2 separate regions of the Homo sapiens genome follow, and region 2 is linked to region 1. The links are chromatin loops, found by intact Hi-C in ENCODE. Cell type or tissue: PC-3. All regions are shown on one strand. Each heading gives the region's core, and the rest is flanking DNA. Links, peaks and the distances in the headings are about the cores only.

Evidence for each region. Peaks named below come from ENCODE experiments on the same cell type or tissue, not always from the same donor. Only the 100,000 strongest peaks of a DNase experiment are listed, where the experiment ranks them.
Region 2: it touches region 1 in a loop (4-fold over the local background); 2 of 110 quality-filtered maps call a loop at or near these places.

Annotation. Positions count from the first base shown.
Region 1 is chr7:102,872,991-102,878,369 of GRCh38, forward strand. FBXL13 (F-box and leucine rich repeat protein 13) reads right to left here. Exons shown (of 21, transcript NM_001394494.2): 16 at 5,341-5,379; 17 at 4,477-4,603. Among named protein-coding and RNA genes, the nearest start is that of LRRC17, 37 kb to the right of the region's middle. RefSeq lists an enhancer at 2,566-3,765. In PC-3, for the core only: no CTCF peak of the experiment used is centred there; DNase peaks (open chromatin) are centred at 1,311 and 3,001; H3K27ac peaks cover 3,173 bases.
Region 2 is chr7:102,762,303-102,767,690 of GRCh38, forward strand. All of the region lies in intron 4 of FAM185A (family with sequence similarity 185 member A), which reads left to right. Among named protein-coding and RNA genes, the nearest start is that of FAM185A, 16 kb to the left of the region's middle. In PC-3, for the core only: no CTCF peak of the experiment used is centred there; no DNase peak of the experiment used is centred there.

The sequences.
Region 1 (5,379 bases), core at 380-5,379:
ATAAGAAACACAAATCTTGAAATAACTGTGTTCTCCTCTTTGCTTCCCCCATTTAAGTTAGCTCTCTCCAATAAACATCTTTCTGGATTTCTAAATGTCTGGATTTTTGCCTTTGCTGATCAACTTCTTCATGAGTTTTCATGATTTTTCAGAACACAGTGTCCCTTTAGCCTCTCCAACCCCAAAGAGCTCTTCTACTTTTGAGGTGTGAATTTCAATTAGTTTCCTGAGCAACATCTCTATAAAGCTGTCTTGCAAGTGAATCAAACTAAACATGTTCGTTTTCCCAACCTGCAGCAAACCTGCTCCCTGACTGTGTAAGGGACACAGCTCAGGAAGGCACACCATCCTTTATGCAGATGCTCAAGCCAAAAATCTGGTGCCATCCTTGATTCACTCCCTCTCTTCCTTATCCTCACATTCAGTTGAGCTCTATCTCATTGTTTCTTCTTCCTCAGTGTCTCCCAACTGTGCTGACTTTGCTACATGCTTACTGCCCTCTCCCTAACACAGGCGTTCATAACTTTTCACCTGGATGACTACTTGATAATTGGTCACTATGCATCTGTGATTCCCATATCTGTCTAGCAGATAGAAGTGAGCTTTTCGGAATATAAATCTGACCATGTTACTGTTCTAACTGACAATACTGAATGTCCTTCCACGGTCCAAAGAGCAGAGTTCAAATTCCTTAATGTGGCCTCTGGGCCCTCAGTGACCTGACCCCTGTCTACCTCTCAAACATCATCTCTCACCATACTTCTCGCCAATAAGCCATACCCAAATGTGTAGGTTTCTTGATATCTCACACTTTTAAACCTCCATGCCTTTGTGCAGGCTGCTTCTTTGGCTCACAGAACACCTTTCTTCTCTGGGAAAAGAATCTCTGAGCTAGGTTAGCTTTCCCCTCTCTGTTTTTCACACTCATCATACTTTGTAACCACTTGCCCTACTCCTGTCTTCCCACTAGAATGTAAGTACTAGGAAGAGGAATCATGTCTGTTTTGTTCATTCCAGTATTCTCAGCACTGAGCACAATGTAGTCAGAGTAAATACTTGTTAACTAAATGTGTAGTGTGATTCTAACTGAAAATTCACCATTAAGAATTGAGAATGAACATAATTATTAGAAAACATGGGAAATTTTCTCCCAAATGGCACAACTGGTCACATTTGATCTTTGGTGGGTATCTGTAACATTCCAGAGTTTAAATCCTGAATGTTACGTCTGTAGTCAAATTTGCACTTACTCAGACCTATAATCAATCAGGCTGGTGTTTAGCTGCCCAAGTTGACATCCGGGCTGACTCATTTTAACTTCACTGTTTGAGGTTAGCTTCCTCAGCTGTTGTAGCACTGTAATTGTCAATCATTTGCCTTTTAGTTCAGAGTTTAACTGACTTGGAGGAAGAAAACAACAGAAGACTTATTTTTTTCAATCTTTTAGCAGAAAACAATTAGTATACTTCCCCATAGATATCCATTTACAATTCTCTTAAATTACATATATGCTTCAGAAGAAAATAAAAACAGAGACTAGAACTCGAGGCCATACTCCTAAGTTTTTTGTTTTTTGTTTTCTTGAGACAGGATCTTACTCTGTTGCCCAGGTTTCCCAGGCTGGAGTACAGTGGTACAATCACAGCTCACTGCAGCCTCAACCTTCTGGGCTCAAGCCATACTCCCACCTGTCAGCCTCCTGAGTAGCTGGGTCTATAGGTGCACATCACCACACCCGGCTAATTTTTGTATGTTTTGTAGAGATGGGGTTTCATCATGTTACCCAGGCTGGTCTCAAATTCTTGGGCTCAAGTGACCCGCCTGCCTCAGTCTCCCAAAGTGCTGGGATTACAGGCATGAGCCATCGTGCCTGGCCTATATTCCTAAGTTTTTAACTTGTCCTCTGTAGATAAAATTTTAATATACAGTCTTTAAAAATAAAACCTGAGCTTTCCTCAAATGCTAAAAACTAAATAAAGCATTTTAACCTTTACTCCATTCAGTCAACAAATATTCCCCCAGGCACTTCAGCCTTGTGGTAAGTGCTGTGGGGGAATTATATTTTGATGTGTTTTATAATGTGCTTTGATTCTCTACTTCTTGTCACTCTGTGACCCTTCAGACAACAGCTGGCGATTCTGCTCCTATGTGTCAGGAAAAGGTTCTTACAAAAGAACACAGGATAAAAATCCTGGGCCTTTAAGCTTCAAAAGCCCAAGCCCTGAAAGACTTGGGGCATAACATTTTTCAAAACCATGTAATCAGTTGGAACATTTTTTCCACCCCCAGATTAGGAAAAGAATCTATGTCAAAAGGAAAGGAGCAAATATGAGAAAAGGGGAGAGAAGAGGTGGAGGGGAAGAAGATGAGAAGGGAGAGGAGGAAAGGAGAGGACAGGGGAAAAGAGGAGGGGAGGGGAGAGCCAGAGGGAAGCAAATGCTGAGAAATTCATCATATGGGGGGTCTGTTCTAGACCTTCTCACTTTCTATCCAGCTAGAGAGAAAGTTGGAACCCCCGGGTAGGCTTGGGGGCCTAAGTAGATGGGAACCCATTCCACCTTTCCCAGTAGGGTTCATAAAAGCAATAAGACAGAGTGTTCCTGTGCTCGTCATTGTATCAGTTAAGAGTCAACGGGAAAAGCAGAAACAACCCTGAGCATGCAAAACTGAGGAGATTTAATTTTAATGGGGGAATGGCTACATAGGTGGTAGAGAAACTGAGAAGCCAAATGGGACAGTGACAAAATCTAGAGCTTAGCAGCAGTAGGAAGCCACTACTGTCCCTATGCTGGAAGGACAATGGGAAGATATGATGTTATTGAAGCCCAGAGGCCGACTTCATTCAGGGAAGCTGGAACCACAGCAGGCCTGTGGTTCAGAGGGGAGTAGAACACTAAGGAAATGCAGCTGATGATGATGATGCAAAGAAAGGTAGAGGAAAACCCTGGAATGTCCCTTCTACTGGCCCTGTAATCACTCAGAAATGTCTCACAAGCACCAACCCTAACATGGAATCTAGTTGACTTGTGTGAGTCACCCTGTAGCAGAGCAAGGGGAGGGTGAGTCATGAGTTTGAGGGCAAACACATTCATGATGTGGGAGCAAGAAAATGTCTCCAGCAGGTGTCTAGGACTGTGGACCTAAGACAGCCTCACAGGATCTCCATGACCCAGGAAGACCCAGAGGAGCCCAGAGCAAGGCAGACACGACAGGGAAACCTGAAGACTTGAAGGGGCCTTGGAGTTGGAACAAGGAAGAGACATCAGGGATCCACCTGGACGGGAAACTAAACACCAAATGGGCCCTCGTACATCTCAGTGAATTCCAGCTTGGACAGAAGACAACATTGAGAAGACCAGACACTGACCCTGCCATAATGAGTTGACTCCATGGTACTGCTTCCTACCCACAATCTCACATCACTCATGGACGATATGGAAGGGAAGAGGAGGTCATCTAGCAGAAAGGAGGCTGAATCCAAGTTCATTCATAGATAAAGAAAGGAAAGAACCTAGACCAATGAACAGATCTAGTCCTTCATTTAAAAGACCCCACCGAATGTTGACGAAGGATAAACACATAACAGATGTCTGCAATGCAGTGAGAAATAGAAACGGTTCATGTTAAAGGATACACTGGGGCTGGAGATGCAAGCAGAGAAATTCCAGTGCTTGCCTGCAAGGTAGGGCTTCTCAGAGAAGGCCCTCATAGACAGTTGATATTTCAGGGATGAATAGGGATTTAGCAAGCAGATGGAGGAGGGATCCTTACCTCCCTATATCTTCCTATATCCCTCCTATATAGGAAGGATATAGGATATAAGATATTGTCTTCCTATATCCCTCCAAATGCATGATTTTCAAGAGAAGTCCATATATTCCTTGTATAACTATAGCCCATAGTTCTTTCAGAAACATGGCAAATCTCTCAGGGTTATCCTCCTTTTGATTAGTAAATGGGGCAGTCCCAGAGGGATAAGATGGATGTGGCCTGAGTCTCAACCCTGATGAATACAATCAGCAGCTTGCAGGAAATGAATTCCATATCCTTTTGTAGATTTGTTGAGGCCATTTCTAGAGTTTAGTCTTGAACTAAAGACTTAGATCTCAAGGCATTCGGGTAGTCTCATAAAATGTGCAATCCGTAAGAAAAATATAGTTAAGCCATCTAACATATATTATCTCCATACTGACCAAACTTCTGTAATGAAACAAATCTCAAATTATCATGACATACTCTTATCTGTCATGACTTTCCCCAAAATACTGTATTTTGCTATTTTTTAAACAGAGAAACATGACTGTTGATTCAAAGAAACTTTTCTATCACCCTTCTAGAAACAATATCCCTAAACTTAACTTTTATAATAGAATAACAAATAAAACATATTATTGTTCTCTCCATTATTTACAAAATAGCAAATAATTGTATTATAGAAAACAATAAAAGTCATTGTACTGTTTTGAATTTTTTTACCTCATTAGAGATGTCTGTTCCAGAGAGATCTATTGATACCAAGGAAAAGATGTTTACAATATATCCAATTCCTTGGGCAGTCAAATGTTCACAATTTCGTAAACTCAAGTAGTTTAAATTAGGGCAGCTAAAAGAAAGTAGCATGGATTAATTTTAGCTGTCAATCATATTGTCAGTAAGCAATTTCTTCATATAAAAACTATCTTGGGAAAACAAATGGTATTGAAGCAAAGATTTTCCTTTACTCAACATAAAAGTAAGACTAAAAGTAGAAAGTAATTTGACATTACAAAGTTGCATGAAAGGGCAGTAGATTATTATATGACTTTCTTTCTGTAATTTAGTTTCGTATTACAATTTCTAATAAGGAAAAAATATGTCACATATCAAAAACTATCATGTAAGTACCATAGTGAATGACCACTAAAAGTGCAAGTTAAGAACCCTACTTATCCCTTACAAGTTTGCTACAGGAATTGTACAAGACCTCTGACAAGAGGGGAGTCAAGAATAAACCAGCCAGAACACCCCTTGGGAAATGCTGGAGTAAAGATAATCTCCTGGAAAAGGGAGATTAGAGAAAATCTCCTTGAAAAAGTACAGGGAAGCCACCCATATCTAGATATTCATCATTTCAGGAACGACTCCCTCAGATGTAATTTAAATATAATAATATAATTTAAAAATTGGTCCAATCTATGACTTCAATGTCTTTCACATGGTTTCACTGAACATTTAACCAGCTTCTGGGCATCTCTGATGTTCCCCCAAATGTCATGAAATCTTTGCTTTTAGGTGTCTCATGTCTCCTATTATCAAATATACAATACTAATGATATGATGTAAAAGACTGTTTTATCATACCGCTCAGATAGTTTCATAACAGAGGCATCACTTAGCCGC
Region 2 (5,388 bases), core at 327-5,326, 110 kb before region 1:
ATAATGATGAGGTAATATGGCAAAGGGCATGCTGGTGTTCAGTGTCACTCAGCTGCTTCTTGAATTTCCACAGAGCAGATGATTCAAATCCAGGTATGTTTTCTGAAATATATACAGATAGAATTAATAATCACTAATCCAGTATAAAACATCTGCTAAATGCCTTTTGAGCCATATTCCAGGAAGTACAGATTCGGACTTTTTCCATATATAGTCCACTCATTTCACCTCTATAGTAAAGCTGGATATTGGTATCTGTACACTCTGGCAAAACTCTCAGATTTTAGTTGTGAGCAAGAGTTATAGAGTGGCATTAGAAAGCATGGTTAGTGCTAATCATGCTATGTAGTAATTTGGCAAGTAGTCTTCTAAAAAAAAATTTTAAAAAGCATACTTATATGCTTGAAATAGTTCTGGAGCCTCAATTTAATGGTTAAACCTCAAGCATTCTTGCAAGGTTAAAGTATTATTTGAGCCCAAAATAGCTTAAGTACATATGGAGCTGTACCCAGATGAAGCAAATGGTTTTGTTACTTATTCATTTATTTATTTTTTATTCAGTTGTACCTTAAGTAGATCTGGTAGTTTGTAACTCTTCATAATTTAAAAGTGACTTTTATATAAGCATTGCATTTCTAACTATCTTAATCATAATGAAAAATACTGTGCTTAATGTATTTAGTAGCTTTTAGTGGAGAAACAATTCCTTATCAAGTCAGATGTGGATTAACATCCACAGGAAAAGCAGTCTGTTCTCTGCAATGCTTTATACCATGTTTACACTAAATTCATAATGTTTCTTTTTTGCATTCTTTTAAGTTAGATAAATTGAATTTGGTACAGTTTATCATTAATTGCCTAGATGGTAGTAAAACAGGTGGTCTTTTTTGAAGCAGTCCTCAAAGTACTTAGGTCTGTTGATTACTTAAAGTAGCTAAAATGGAAATACATTGCTGGAAAAGAAAGTTAATTCCTTAGCCTTAATAAAACCTTTTTATATTTACTGACCTTTAATATGAAATCAGATACCTTTCCTTAGCTGGTTTAAATCTAGGTCCTCTTTTGGACTATTGTTTCAGGTTGAATTTCCCTGAAAGCAGACACTCTGAAATGGAAATTTGAGCACAGCGAATTTACTAGGGAGGCCTCTTGGGACCAATGCCATGTAAAGGAAGAAAGCCAGATTTCCATGGGAGAAGTTGGACTGTGATACAGTTTCAGTAACCCACACGGAGAGCTCTGAAGCTGGGATGGTCCCTCAGAGTTGTCTCAAGCTGGGGTGAGAGGAGCTGGACGTTTATATCCCCAATCATTAGATGCAAGCTGCCCCAGGAAGGAGTATGATCTTGGGCCGAAGTGACTCCTTTTTGCTAGGTAATTCCCAAAGACGGCTGACAGCTGAGGGCTGTCTGCCAGCAGTACTCCAATAGCTAGGAAAATAAGCCCTTCAGTTATGATGTGGGATCTGGATGAGGAATATAGCATCTACTACAGTTATATTTATTCATTCATTTGACACATTTATTGACCACCTACTGTGTGCCAGATTTCCAGGCACCAAGGGTGCAAAGTTGGGCAGGAGGTGAAACCTGTCGTTAAAGAATTCAGAGTAGAGTAGAAGGATTAAATATACTTTCTTATTTTCTCAGTTACTACCATCCCCTTTGGGATGTTACTTCCCACCTCATTTCCAGTGGTCCATTATCACCCTGCCTCAATGCAAAGAACTCTTTTAGATGTTTCTCACAGCTTCTTTGTGTAATACTAGTACAGCAATGAGAAGGAGAAGGGGAAGGGAAAATTTAATCCAGTTTCAAATTATAGTTACTTTCACAGAAGTAACTGTAGAAAAGCTTCCATGTTCAGCCTTGCTTTCTCCACCTAGTCCTTGTTCCTCACTCTGCTTTGGTTTTTCAGCATATACAAGAGAGAACTAAGACAGGAAACCCCTCTTAATTCCATGGACACACCCCAGTGCCTCGACTTTTAAAAAATCACCCTTCAGACACTTCTAAGTTTCTTGCCTTCCTCTCCCCTATCACCTCTATTTCCATCCTTGTCCTAAGGGATTGTATGAACATGCTTTTGGAGTTTGTAGTCTGGGGTTTGGGATGGGAGGGGTACAGGAGAGCGGGCAGTGTTTAGTCTCACATCCTGGTGGGTGAGAAGATTAGAGTCATGGCTGGTGAAAGTAAGTCCCAGTTTTCTAGTTCCTGGAATTTTGGTGGGAATTATTTCTCCCAAGATCTTCCCAACCTAGAACTCTGGATATATATTTCAATGAATTCTTTGTGCTAAATGCTGATGGTTATATAACACAAATTAGGTATATATTTTGGCTATATTTAAATAAACTGGCTTGAGAATCTTAAAACTTGTTTTTATGGGAAAATACATTGCTATTTCTAAACATTTGACTTACAGAAAACAAACTGAGAATATATGCGTTCTTGGTCAGGATTTATTTACTTTAGCTTCTTTTTTCTTAAGCAAGGCTTAAACTAATTTTTTTCCAGAGAGAGCAGAAAAAAAAAATCCAACATATAGATGTTGTAAAAACCATTTATACACAAATATAATGCAGTAACTTTCTTTTTGGTGGATTTTACAAGTAGAGTTTGGAGCCTTTGTGCCAGTAGGTGGGTGGGTGGGTGGTTGAAAGCAAACATGTATTGAGTACCTAAATTGGCCAGCCCCTTTTACTTAATGAACAATTGGCTGTTCACAGATGAGGAAAACTAGACTTAGAAATGTCTAATTGTTTACTCTCAACTCCACAAGTTAATTAGTGGAATAGCAAGGATTTGATCCTAGTTTCTTGGCTTTCTAGGAGAGGTTTTTAAACAGTGAACTTGATTGCAACCGCAAATTCCATCATCACTTTGAGGGCTTCCTGGCTCACTGTAAAGATGTTTCCTCCAAGAAGACAGTACTATAACACAGATGCACTGCTTCAGCTATGTTCTACATTATAAGTTCCTTGAGTTTCAGGACATTTATCGTGCTTTATGACTGAAAATGTAGATGTTCCATACAGTGTTTGGGCTTAGCTCCATGGTAGCATTCAGGAACTGGACTCCTTCCATAAAAGTGATGGTGCTGTCTTAAGTGTGTGGCTTCTAAGTCTTCCATGAAAGGAAACAAGAGCATGAAATTTATTTTTTGTCTGCATTTTCAATATTTTTATATACCCTGATGGCAAAGCAACATCTAACATACTAGTGCCGAGTACTTAGAGCATGCCCATTAATGAGGAAAAGAGTAATGAAAGGAGCAATATATCTTTCCTGGCCTTGCAAGTTGATTCCTATGTATAGAGAAGAAAATAATTTATCCTAAGTGTTTTTTCAAGTGAAATTTTTAAGTATAGCTAACTATATTTTATATGTAAGAAACTGAGTAAGCTAATTGACTAGTCATATTTCCTATTTGTATAGTTGGTTGAATCACATCTGTTAAGTGTGTATGCCTTCTACTACAAAAGAAACCAGTTTATTCATTGACTTATTAAATATTCACTTTCTGACGATGGGAATCTAGTGGGAGAATAGGTACTTGAATAGGTTGTGTTTAGATGTAAAATTTTATGAGTTTACTATCTTGATTTCCTTCTAAATAATCAAAAATTAAATTTGGTTTTATATGAATAATATTTTATTAAATTCTGATATTTGAATATTGATACTTTTCAAAGAATGCTGTGCATGTATAATACATGCATATATTTATATGTATTCTACAAAATACAGTTTTAAATATAAATATGGTTTTTCTGACTCTATTGGAGACAATGAAAAACTTCCTTGAAATGGTTTGCTAGGATTGGTTTTATTTATAACCCATGATTTAAACAAACTGATTCGATTAAGATGTAAGAGTGTTCATGTTACTTGTTTTTGTGTATTTTAAAAATTTATGTTATGATCCGGAACAGTGACTAATGAATAAAACTCTATTTTAAATATTTAGATTTCCTATGTAAATTAGGCTCTATTTTAAGTTCTATGGAAACATATCTTGATAGATAAATTGCTGAGTATTAGTTCTCTCATTTTCTCTGCACTTCAAAAGTCCTTTGTTCTTCAACTATTTGGCATACATGCATAAACTTTTCCTTTAGTAACTACTTTTTTATTTTTGAAATTTTCAAGAAGTACAATTTACATGAACTGTACAAAACACAGGTGATAACTTTGATAGCACTCAAAATTTCAGAAGAAATGTCCCAATCTGCTTTAAGAAGGACTTGTAGTCACTGATAAATTTATAAATCTGGTTTGTAAACTTAGAAAGTCAGAAATAATATACAATTTTAAAACAGAATCTTTTATTGGATTAAATAGATCTTTTCATGACATTCATGAAAATGTTTTATTGAAATTCTAGTATTTATTCCTAGCCTAGGTCATTATGAAGTTTTAATTTGATTATCATTTTGATGCTTAATTTCGAATCTGGACACATACAACTTTGTTTTTTTTGTTTTTTTTGTTTTGTTTTGTTTTGTTTTTGAGAGAAGTCTCACTCTTGTCCCCCAGGCTTGAGTGTGATGGCTTGATCTCGGCTCACTGCAACCTCCACTACCCAGGTTCAAACAATTCTCCTGCCTCTGCCTCCCAAGTAGCTGGGATTAAGGCGCCTGCTACCACGCCTGGCTAATTTTTATATTTTTTAGTACAGACAGGGTTTCACCATGTTGGCCAGGTTGGTCTCAAACTCCTGACCTCAGGTGATCCGCACGCCTCGGCCTCCCAAAGTGCTGGAATTACAGGCATGAGCCACCGCACCTGGCCACAACTTTTTTATATGAAATATTAGAAAAGAATTACAGCTTTTTTTTTTTTTTGTGGTGCAAACCATGTAGGTTTTTCAGGGTTTAGACCTCTGACACAAAATATTGATATTTACTACAGTGTCTGTCCTAAGTGCAGCTCCTTAGAGACATTCAGAGACTTGGCTTCCTCAGTTTGTGGCTTCCAAGTCTTCCATGAAAAATGAGACAGCACAGAGGATCATGGAAGAAGTTTCAGAAACCAGGCCTAGAAGTGCATATATTACTTCTGCCCATAGATCTTTGGACAAAATATTTTCAAATGGCTTTACCTAACTGCAAAGGCTGAGATATGTAGTTTAGCAGTACTTTTATGGAAGAAGAGAGGCACACAAATATTAATGGACACTGGCAGTCTCTATCATATATTTATAATTGCTCTTTCACAAATGTCTCTATATTCCTTCTCTTTCCACCTCTGTGATAATTGGTATTCTCCAGGATTTCATCCTTGTCCTATTGTTCTTTCTCTACATATTTTCCTAGGGCATCTTATATACTTTTGAGTCTGAACTACCCTTACAAGGGTGTTTCAAATCTGATTATTCAAATCTATG